Linked DNA regions of Homo sapiens: regions 2 and 3 are each linked to region 1. Evidence: chromatin contacts called from ENCODE Hi-C or POLR2A ChIA-PET data. All regions are on one chromosome and are shown on one strand. The core of a region is the stretch at or near the end of the contact, and the rest is flanking DNA. Distances in the headings are between cores, read along the strand shown.

Region 1 (3,411 bases), core at 609-3,108:
GCCAGCCTGCCTGCGTGCCCCGTCCAAACACCACAAGAAATGTTCAGAATAACGCCTCTCTCAAATGCCACCAAACCGTATACAAAATCTGAGAAACCTCAGCAGTGAGTTGAGGGGCATGAAAGAGAGAGTGCTCTGTCGCTTAGGAAAATCTGTCAGATTAAATCATGGCCTAAGACATTTTGTGAATGTGTTAGGAGGAAGGGGACAACCAGTAGAAGACGGGAGGGGGAGATATTTTTCAGTCTCATGATGAAATACTTCACCCGGAAGAGCAAAAAAAATTCTAAAAAATTAAAAGAAATAAACTGCCATAAACGAACGGAAAAGAGGCATTCCAGGGTTAGAAAAATTGTATTCCAAGTATAATTTTTTTAAAAGCCTGAAGGAAAGGCTCGAGTTCATCCAGGAGTTTAAACCACTTCCTTTGCCCCCCCACCACCCGCGCCCCGGGCGCCCCCAGGAAAACTTTAGCACAGCGCAGCGGCGCGATCCAGGCCCCTCCCCTGTGGCGCGCAGCGGGCCCGGTTTTATGAATGGGAGAGCGAGCCGCGGCCGCCACATCAGGTAGAGGCTGTAACTGGATCTCTAGCGCTGGGCCCCATTCACAAAACAAGACACACTTCCACCCAATTCTCAGCCTTCCCCATTCATGAAAACTCCTTCAGCTGCGCCCCCGCCCCCATTTCCAACGCACGCCCAGCCTCCGACGCAGGCCCCTCACCCCAGCGTTTTAGGAAGAAAGCTCAATGCTTCATTCACAAAAAGGGAAGAAAAAAAAAAAAGCCGCAGGGAGCAGCGAGCCAACGAAAGAAACCCGCTTCATTCATAAAGTCACCCACATTCATAAAAACGAGGTGCGGCGCCCGGCGCTACCAACCGCTTCCAATCCCCCCACCCCCAACATCTCTCCCTGGCACCCCCTCGTCGACCAGGAGTTCGGTTCCCCCCCGAGTTTTCTCCACCCTCTGAAAATGCGGCCGGAACCCTAATCCGCTGCGAGGCTGCAGCATCTTTCGGTGCTGTCCCCTCCACACCCGTGTTATCCCCACCATCCCCAGGCCGCTGTTCCGGTGCGCCCCGATTTTCTCGAGTCGCCGCACAGCCGGACGCCCTCAGCCTGCTGGGTGGGAGCAGGGCGACTGGATGTCCACTTTCCACCACCTGAAACTTGCAAGGCCTGCGTAAGTTCCTGGTCGACCCCCGCCCCCGCAGGCTGCACTTGCCTGTGTCATTTACCCCCTCCCGGTGCTCTGGGGGGCAGCGCCTCTCAGACATTCCCCTCAAACTGCTTCCCGCCCCCTCCTCCCAACTGCGGAGCTCCGCCAAGCGTCTCTTCTCGCGAGCCTCCAAGTCCCCTCGGGGCTCTCGAATCTCCAGAGACTGTGAAAGCCTCGCAACTCCGCGATCCCCCATCCACTCGGGAGCCCCCGCACTCGCGCTCCGGGGCGCCTCCCCCACGACGTGTGGAAAGCCGCTCTCCCCGCGCTCCGGAACCGTTAGCCGCACCCGCCCGACGCCTCCCAGGAACCAAACCGGACCGGGCCGCGGGGGGAGGGGGCGGTCAACCCGGGGGGGGTCACCCCAGCTACTGCACCCCGACTTTGAAGATTCTGAATCAGCCCGTGAACTCTAGCCGGCTGGGCCTGTCGGACCAGTGGCCGGACGCCCCTTCCGATCTCCCCCCTGCCCCCGCAAAGCCCCCTCACCTGAGGCGGCCTCTCTCCTCCCCTTGCAGCGGCCCCGGCGGCGCAGGCGCGCTCACGCACGCGCGCAGCGGGCCTGGGCGCCTGGGCGAAAGGCTGGGCCGAACCGCTCCGAAGACGGTGAACCGCTCCGCGCACCAGCGGCTGGACTCTGCGCCGCAGCTGCCAACCAGGCTGGAGCGCTGGCCCGGCCCCCCGCGGCTCGCTGCTCCGCCCGCCGCCATTGGCCCGCGGCCCTAGCCCAGCCTTGTTCCCATTGGCCAGAGGCCGTTCCCGCGGCTGTCCATCACCTCTTGTTTACCCTGTCTGCGGGCAAATCCAACCAAGCCGCCCCATCAACTCCGGCCCCCATTGGCCAGCGGTGCATCTCTCTCCACCCCCTCAGGGGTCTGTTTTACATAATTTATGCACCGGGGGCCATTGGCCAATCAGCACAGGCTTGTTTATATAATGAATGTAAGGACGTTTTTCATTCATAAAAAACGCGACCTGAGGGGGAAGCTTAGCTGAGTCAGTGAAGCACTTAAAGGGGCCGAGGCCAGGAGGAGCCGCCGTTACTTCCCTTCTCGCCGCTCTCCCGACTTTTCACCGAGGCACGACTCTTCCCCCTTACCCACTCACCCCCACTTCTCCATCCAGCAAAGCCCCGACCAGAATTGGGTCTCTTGGCGCCAGACGTTCGCAGCTGCAGCACCAAGCAAAGTTATCATTTTAGAATTCAGGGGAGAGGAATTCGTCATTCCACACAAACTCGCTGACCGACCTGGGCGTTTAGCCCACAGAAACACAGAAAACGGAAACCGAGCCCTCTAATCTTAGTTACCTTTAAGAGAGGCCTTAATTTCTTTTAACCAGGTTTCCAGTGGGAAGAATAAGCAGCATCTCCTTTTAAAATCTCAGCTCTCAAACAGATTTTTGTTACTATTTTGTACTGGCAAGGCCTAAGACCCAACCAAATCCCGTTTTCTCTTTAACTGCGGCTCGTAACCTCCGCCAGAGTGGGTTCTGTAGTCGAGGTGAGACAGGGTTCGGGCTCAAAGAAATCCTCTCCGGGGACAGCAGCAGCCAGTCCACCGACCTGGAAACCTAAATCCCTCCGAAACGGGCATGCAGACTCAGACTTTTTGCCTCCCTCCCCGGGCTGCTTGTTTTCCATTTAAGTATTGAATGCAAGATGGTGTATTTGCGAATTAGATCCCGTGCAGCTGGGAACGACGAGAAGCGGCTCTGCTTGCCAAACGATAGGGCACTAACTGCAATTGCTGAGATTCTTAACAGGGTGTTCCAGGAAACAAATAAACAAACAATCCTCTCCCCTCTCCGCCCCCTTACCCCCTCCTGTGAAGGCCGTGGGGCGGCTCTATCTTCTCTCCGGGGATGCTGGGGGCCTGTGACGGAGCTCTGTTCTCGTCCTGCTGGAGTGCCCTGCCATTCACGCCGCGTGCCAGCGGTGGGGAGGAAAGATGCTAAGTGACAGGAGAGAGCCCCTAGCAATGGGGGTCCCACGGTGGCCAACTCTGGGGCAGTTCCTGCCCCTGCCACCCCCACACTTAAGTCAAAGGTTCTTTCCTATCTCCACTTGTGTCTCTTAAACAGAGCGGACACTTGGTCTGTCGTTTATAGCCCTTGAAATGTTGGCGTGCCCCTAAGCAACCTGCAGCACCCGTGTTGAGTCCTGGGCTCAGCACTGACCAGGCACGCTGGA
Region 2 (3,089 bases), core at 435-2,934, 380 kb before region 1:
AACAGAGACTTAGAAAGGATAAATCTTTTACCCAAGGCCATGCAGCTAGTCTATGATGGAGCCAGGATTCCAGCCCTGACATGCCTCATTCCAGAGCTCTTGTTCTTTTCTGTATACTGCACTACCTACATCTCAACAGTCGTGAGTTCAACATTAATCAGGTCTGAACTAATGAGATTTACTATAATGCCCCGGAGATGACTGTACCCTACAGCTGGAGAATGCATAGGGAGGGGCACTTCCGTTACGTATACCTGAACTATGTTTGCGATTCACACAAAATAAAGAATTGACCAGGACCAACCCCAGCCTATGAGAGGCAAAGTTACTGCTGCCCGCTTTACCCCACCCTAGAGCGCCCTCTGATCCACACTCTCACACTGCCTTCCAGCTTTCCCACGGCGCCAGACCCTTGCTGCTCCTGGGCCCCTTCCCCTTGCTCCCTTCATCAGGCGCTCTCCGCTCCTCCAGCCCATCAGCGCCTTGACTCGGGTGGCAAGAGTTGGTAGGTTAACCAGATTCACCAATCCCTGTTAAGTCGCTCACTCACATGTTACCCTTCTAGGATATGGGCTTTTTGTGTTTTTGTTTTTTAACTCAGTTAACATGTACTTTACCACCATAAAGGTAAAATGACAATGGTGGACGTCTCATTCATCCTGGAAGACTGACAGAGGAGACAGCTTCAAGGCAAGCAGGGCTTTGGCCATTTCCCCAGCCCATCAACCAGCCAATCACAAAATCAAAAAACTAGGTGAGTCTTATAATTTTCAAAATACTAATTAATATTTATGGTTTAACTATTGAACAGATTTGCTTAGTGAGGTAGGTACTATTATGACATCCATTTTACAGAGAGTACACAGTCACGAAAAGGTCCAATAACCTCCCAAAGGCTCACAGCTCATAAGCAGCAGGAGCAGGATTCAAACGCAGGCAATCAAAACCCCGAGTCATGCTCTTAACCACTACGCCACGAGTTCTCAAAGCGTGACCTGCACACCCTTGGAATCCTCAAGACCCTTTCAGGGGTTATTAGGTAAAACCCATTTTCCTAATCATACCAAGATGTTATTTGCCTTGTTTATCGTGTTAGTATTTTCACTCATGGTGCAAAAGCAATGGCGGGTAAAACTGCCAGTGCCTGAGGCTGCATGAAGGCAGTGGCTCCACACTGCACCAAGTCGTACGCTCACTGTTGTGTACTCTTAGTGGAGGAGGGAAAGCCAGCTTCACTTAAAACTGTCCTTGACAAAGCAGTAAAGATTACTGCTTTTTTTTTTTCCACAAAAATTTTGACCCTGGAATGCAGATCTTTTAAAATATTTGGTGTGACAAAATGGAAAGTATGCAGAAAACACTATTGCTGCATCCTGAAGTAAGATGTCTCAGGAAAGGCAACTGTGTGATCATTTGAATTGGGAGCTGAAATGGCCACTTTCTTCCTGGGTATGTCATTTGTACTTGACAGAACAGACAGACAGTGATGACCATTCAGATCTGGGTAGCTCTCACACATTTTTCTTGAAATGAATAAAGTCCGCCTGTCACTGCAAATAAAACAACTCACAGTATTTGTTGCCAATGATAAAATTTGACCTCTTAAGAACTAGAATTTTGGAATACTTTTATTTACTATTATGAGCTTGCAGCTTCCCAATACTCGTCATGATAGTGATGAATGTAATTTTTTGGTATTGTATGGTGCAACATCAACATCCGGAAGATCTGAATAACCCAGTGACTCAATATTTTCCAAATGACTAATGTATAATGCTACAAAACCCTGCATTAGTAAAAAATTTTAATGTAACAGAATATTAACGTTCATATGCTTTCAGATACTACATGGCAACTAACCTTTAAGAAACTACTGCTTGTCAAATTTTGTTGTAGTATCAAAGAAGAATATCCATAATTATCTGAAAAGGCTATTAAAATACTCTTTGCCAATTACATATCTGGATGAACCCAGATTTCCTTCATATTTTTCAACCAAAATAATGTATTGCATCAGATTGAGTGCAGAGGCAGACATGCGAATATATGTATCTTCTCTTAAGCAAGGCATCAGAGAGATTTGTAAAAACAAAAAGGTAAAACAATGTATCCATTCTCGCTAAGATTTTTAGACTTTAGAAAAAATATTGTTTTGGTTTTCATGTCTCCAGGGGTATGTGTGCAGGTTTGTTACGTGGATATACTGCATAATGAAGTTTGGGTTTCTACTGAACCCATCACTCAAATAGTGAACACTGTACACAATAGTTAATTTTTAGCCCTCACCCCACTCCCACCCTTTCCCCTTTGTGTTCCCAGTGTCTGCTATTTTCATCTTTATGTCTATGTGTAGCCACTGCTTAGCTCCCACTATGAGTGAGAACATGCAGTATTTGAGTTATTTCACATAAGATAATGTGAAATACAAATGGTGCTGCAAGAGAAATAATTTCATTCCTTTGTATGGCTGCATAGTATTCCGTGGTATATTTATACCACCTTTTCTTTATCCAATCATCAGTTGATGGGCACCCAGGTTGATTCCACGACTTTGCTATGGTGAACGGTACGATGATAAACATACAAGCGCAGGTGTCTTTTTTTTTTTTTTTTTTTTTTTGAGACGGAGTTTGACTCTTGTTTCCCAGGCTGGAGTGCAATGGCACAGTCTCGGCTCACCACAACCTCCACCTCCAGGGTTCAAACAGTTCTCATACCTCAGCCTCCTGAGTAGCTGGGATTACAAGCATGCGCCACCACGCCCGGCTAATTTTGTATTTTTAGTAGAGACCGGGTTTCTCCATGTTGGTCAGGCTCGTCTCGAGCTCCCGACCTCAGGTGATCTGCCCACCTTGGCTTCCCAAGACACCAGCCCAGGTGTCTTTTTTATACAATGGTTCCCTTTGGGTAGATGCCCAGGAGTGAGATGATGGTAGTTCTATTTTTAGTTCTTCAAGAAATCTCCGTACTGTTTTCCATAGAGGTTGTACTAATTTACACTTACACTAACAGGGTATAAGGATTCCTTTTTCTCTGCATCCACCCCAACATCTGTTGTTTTTTTTGAGTTTTTAATAATAGCCATTCTG
Region 3 (3,266 bases), core at 648-3,147, 450 kb before region 1:
ACTGGCTGAATGAATTTTGTGCAGCATCTGGAAGCCTGTTCTACAGGAAAGGCAGGTGACGGGAGCTCAGCTCTCACCTGCAGCCAAAGCATCTCTTGGAGTGCATCACCCAGATCTTAGCTCAGCCCACCTCCTCTGGGCGCTCTCCTCCCATGGATGAGTGTGAGGCTCTCTCCCTGCCCAGCAGCATCAAATGTGCCCCTCATTGTGGCCCCCAAAGACTGGCAAAGTAGAAACTAGGGGTGGGAGAATCTCTGGAGTTAGTGAGATCATCCATCTTGCTTTAGAGACAGATGTTTTCAGGGACCTGTTGAGACAAAGGGAATCTAGCAAAAACCAGATTGATTTTTTTACTTTTATTTTTTTGAGACAGAGTCTTGCCCTGTCACCAAGGCTGGAGTGCAATGGCGTGATCTCGGCTCACTGCAACCTCCGCCTCCCAGGTTCAAGTGATTCTCCTGCCTCAGCCTCCCAAGTAGCTGGGATTACAGGCACCCGCCATCATGCATGGCTAATTTTTATATTTTTGTAGAGATGGGGTTTCACCCTATTGCCCAGGCTGGTCTCCAACTCCTGACCTCAGGTGATCCACCTGCCTCAGCCTCCCAAAGTGCTGGGATTACAGGTATAAGTCACCACGCCCGGCTGACTGATTTTAAAAATTTGGAAATTTCCTTCACAAATATTTGGCCTCCCTGGTTTATGCTATGGAGCGAGGCAGGGGCTGGGGAAGTAGAAGGTTGCTGGAAAAGATTGTTGGCCCAGCATAAAAAACATTGTCTGGACCTTCCTAAGCTGTAGAGTCCATTCTGTCCTCCTGACGCAGCACTGCTGTCTTTGCCCATCACAGAGGCCAGGAGCACAGTGACACGTCACCATTCGACCTTGCTGGGACCTGGGACTGTGGGATGCAGCCCATGCGACTGATCTCTTCTTTTCCTAAAGGCCCTGCTGGGAATGATTCTGGCATCACAGTTAGGTTGATATGGTGGAAAAACACACTAGACCAGAAACAGGATAACCTGGGCAAATCTTGGCTCTCTCATTCTTCAGCTTTGTGGCCTTGGACAAGCCAGTGAAAACTCCCTAGGCCCCAGCTCCTCATGGGCAATAGTAAATGAAGAGGCGCTGTAGTGGTGAGCCCCAGGAGGTGCTGGATATCCCAGAAGTCAGCAGAATTTCCATCTCAGAGGCAGCCCTGCCACATGTGTGCCTTGCCCATGTCCCGGCACTCTCTGAGCCTCACTTTTCTCTGCTGAACAAGACGGGGATTGGATGAGATGGTCCCTCAAGCCCCTTTTAGTTGAAACGGTCCTTTCTCCTGCCGGCATCTCAGACTGCAGGACTGAAAGCTGGGCAAGGCCCAAGGGCTGCAGCCAGCCAGGGGGTCTTCCACACTTTACTCAGCCCACCCTCAGGGGTCAGGCCAGCACCTGCCTATCAGTGCCTAGGCCGGGGTCTCACCTGCAGCAGGACTGCTGGGCACAAGGGCCCCCACACCTCAGGGCTCTCATCCTGTCTGTCCACTCTGCAGATAAGATAAATGAGGTCTGAGAGGGAAAATGATTCACCAAAGTGAAATTCTCTGATGGTCTCAGTGCAACCCTTGTTCTGTACTACTCAGAATATTTTGTTTTTGTTTTTCCTCTAGCACACTTGCTGTGGGAGAAATTCCAGCTCTTCCTGGGGAGAAAGTGTAAGCATTCTTTCTCTCCAAGTCATGAGACTTCTCATTTGGAATTCTGGGTTGTCCCATGGTAGCAAATTATTTTGCGTAACAACAAAAACTCTGTTTCCGAAAATGTTTCATGAGGCTTGGGACGTGCTCAGCATTCTGCCCGTGAGTCAGAGCTGATAGCTGGTCTTGGAGCAGGACCAGGGGCAAATAATCCTCCCCTTTCAGCTTCTCTGATGATTCTCCACACTGTGCTCAAGGAGGCAGGATGTGGGCCTGGAGCTGCAGCCACGTCTGCATTCGCAGCCTTTCCATAAGTCAAGGACCGTCCTTCCTGAGTTGCTATGCTCAGGCTGGGTTGCATATCGGGTTAGACCCTCAGCTTTTGTTTATGATTTTATCATTGCTTTTCAAAGAGTTTTTTATCCACATTATTTTCTGGTAGTTCAGGGCCTGTGAAGTGGAGACTCATTAAAGCACCGCATACTGGTACCTGCTAAGTTATCACTTCACCGCAGTCCCTTCCCTTAGCTTGGGAAAATCCTCAACCTTTCTTTATCTTCTTGAGGACAACAATGATAAAACAAAAAGGACTGGGTTGGGTTGTCTGCTACTATTTTTTTCTAATTCAGTGGTTAGCTGAACAGTAAAGGAATAAGAAAAGGAAAGATGAGAGCGGACGGGAATAGTCATGGGGCAAATGTTCTAGATCTCTGTGGGACTCTGTCTCTGCATGGTGTGGCGCTGCCTGGGACTGAGAGGGAACAAGGGCCGTGGGATGAGAGGAGGTGGTAGAAGGGCCACAGGGCCGTCAGGAGCAGCCTCACCTTGATAGAGGCTCCGGCGAATCTCGCCAGCTGTTTGATGTGTGCCCCCTTCTTCCCGATGATGGCGCCCACAGCCTGGGTTGGGATGAAGAGATTCACAATCTCCTGCTCTGGATACTGGGAGGGCGAGACAAGAAAGAAGACATCATTCCAACCAGGCTTTCTCCTCCAGGCACTCAACAGGTACCAAGCACCTTACCATGAACCCCATGGTGGGAAGGCCCCGCCACCCAAGGAAATGGCCAAAATGGTGCACAGGATCCTTCTGCGGCCTGCGGCTCTGCAGGTGTGAAGCCTGAGGAAGGGACCTGAGCACAGGCAGCGCTAGTGATAATCAAGGGCATCCTCCTCTTGAGCTTCTCAATTTGTTGGATTCCAAAAGCTGTCTGATCGCAGGTTTTCTGTCTTATACAAATGTGATCTGTATCTCTCCTGTGTCTTCACCCAAGAAATGAAAACAGCTATTAAACATACCTGGCCTGAAGACGGCCCCAAGGCATTCTGTTAGAGGGAATGGAAAGCTGCCCAACACATCTGGTATCCGGAGAAGCATTTTCACAACTAAACTTGACCTGACCCAGCTGCACGGTGACTGGCTCCAGGAAGATGGGGTGAACCATCCCTCCTGGGACCCTGTGACAAAAGGCAGAGGCTCTTGGGCAAGGCTGCCAGGGGTCCTTGCAAGTGGGGTCTGTGCAAATGACATTCTCATTTGCTAGACTTTGTTCAAAGATCTTTGGAAACTCTGCTATTCAGTGCCAACA

What was found. A loop is a pair of places that touch in the nucleus more often than their neighbours do. ChIA-PET counts read pairs that join two places held with the same protein, here RNA polymerase II (POLR2A). Pooled maps may share reads with other maps.
Region 2: a loop to region 1 is called in a map of endothelial cell of umbilical vein, with 4 times the contacts of the local background. The contact joins the enhancer-like site here to the promoter of ETV5 in region 1. A Hi-C loop is called at or near these places in 2 of 168 maps with a recorded cell type or tissue (IMR-90 and endothelial cell of umbilical vein) and 2 of 50 pooled maps.
Region 3: a loop to region 1 is called in a map of ascending aorta, with 11 times the contacts of the local background. The contact joins the enhancer-like site here to the promoter of ETV5 in region 1. A Hi-C loop is called at or near these places in 3 of 168 maps with a recorded cell type or tissue (ascending aorta, chondrocyte and mammary epithelial cell), 1 of 37 single-sample maps with no recorded cell type and 7 of 50 pooled maps. POLR2A ChIA-PET finds 5 or more read pairs at or near these places in 1 of 52 experiments (A549).

Annotation. Positions count from the first base shown.
Region 1 is chr3:186,107,231-186,110,641 of GRCh38, forward strand. It overlaps ETV5 (ETS variant transcription factor 5), which reads right to left and starts at 1,859. Exons shown (of 13, transcript NM_004454.3): 1 at 1,710-1,859. RefSeq lists enhancers at 582-641, 1,400-2,378 and silencers at 1,412-1,511, 1,542-2,171.
Region 2 is chr3:185,727,832-185,730,920 of GRCh38, forward strand. The region is part of intron 2 of IGF2BP2 (insulin like growth factor 2 mRNA binding protein 2); the gene reads right to left. IGF2BP2-AS1 (IGF2BP2 antisense RNA 1) reads left to right here. Exons shown (of 8, transcript NR_126326.1): 6 at 628-754; 7 at 856-1,039; 8 at 1,842-1,956. Among named protein-coding and RNA genes, the nearest start is that of IGF2BP2-AS1, 16 kb to the left of the region's middle. RefSeq lists enhancers at 1-771, 772-1,623. Within about 2 kb of position 1,685, at least 6 of the 41 ENCODE cell types and tissues checked have a DNase peak (open chromatin) inside an H3K27ac peak, as active enhancers do; they include endothelial cell of umbilical vein, where a contact is called at or near this core.
Region 3 is chr3:185,654,784-185,658,049 of GRCh38, forward strand. IGF2BP2 (insulin like growth factor 2 mRNA binding protein 2) reads right to left here. Exons shown (of 16, transcript NM_006548.6): 12 at 2,503-2,619. Among named protein-coding and RNA genes, the nearest start is that of IGF2BP2-AS1, 57 kb to the right of the region's middle. Within about 2 kb of position 1,898, at least 11 of the 41 ENCODE cell types and tissues checked have a DNase peak (open chromatin) inside an H3K27ac peak, as active enhancers do; they include ascending aorta, where a contact is called at or near this core.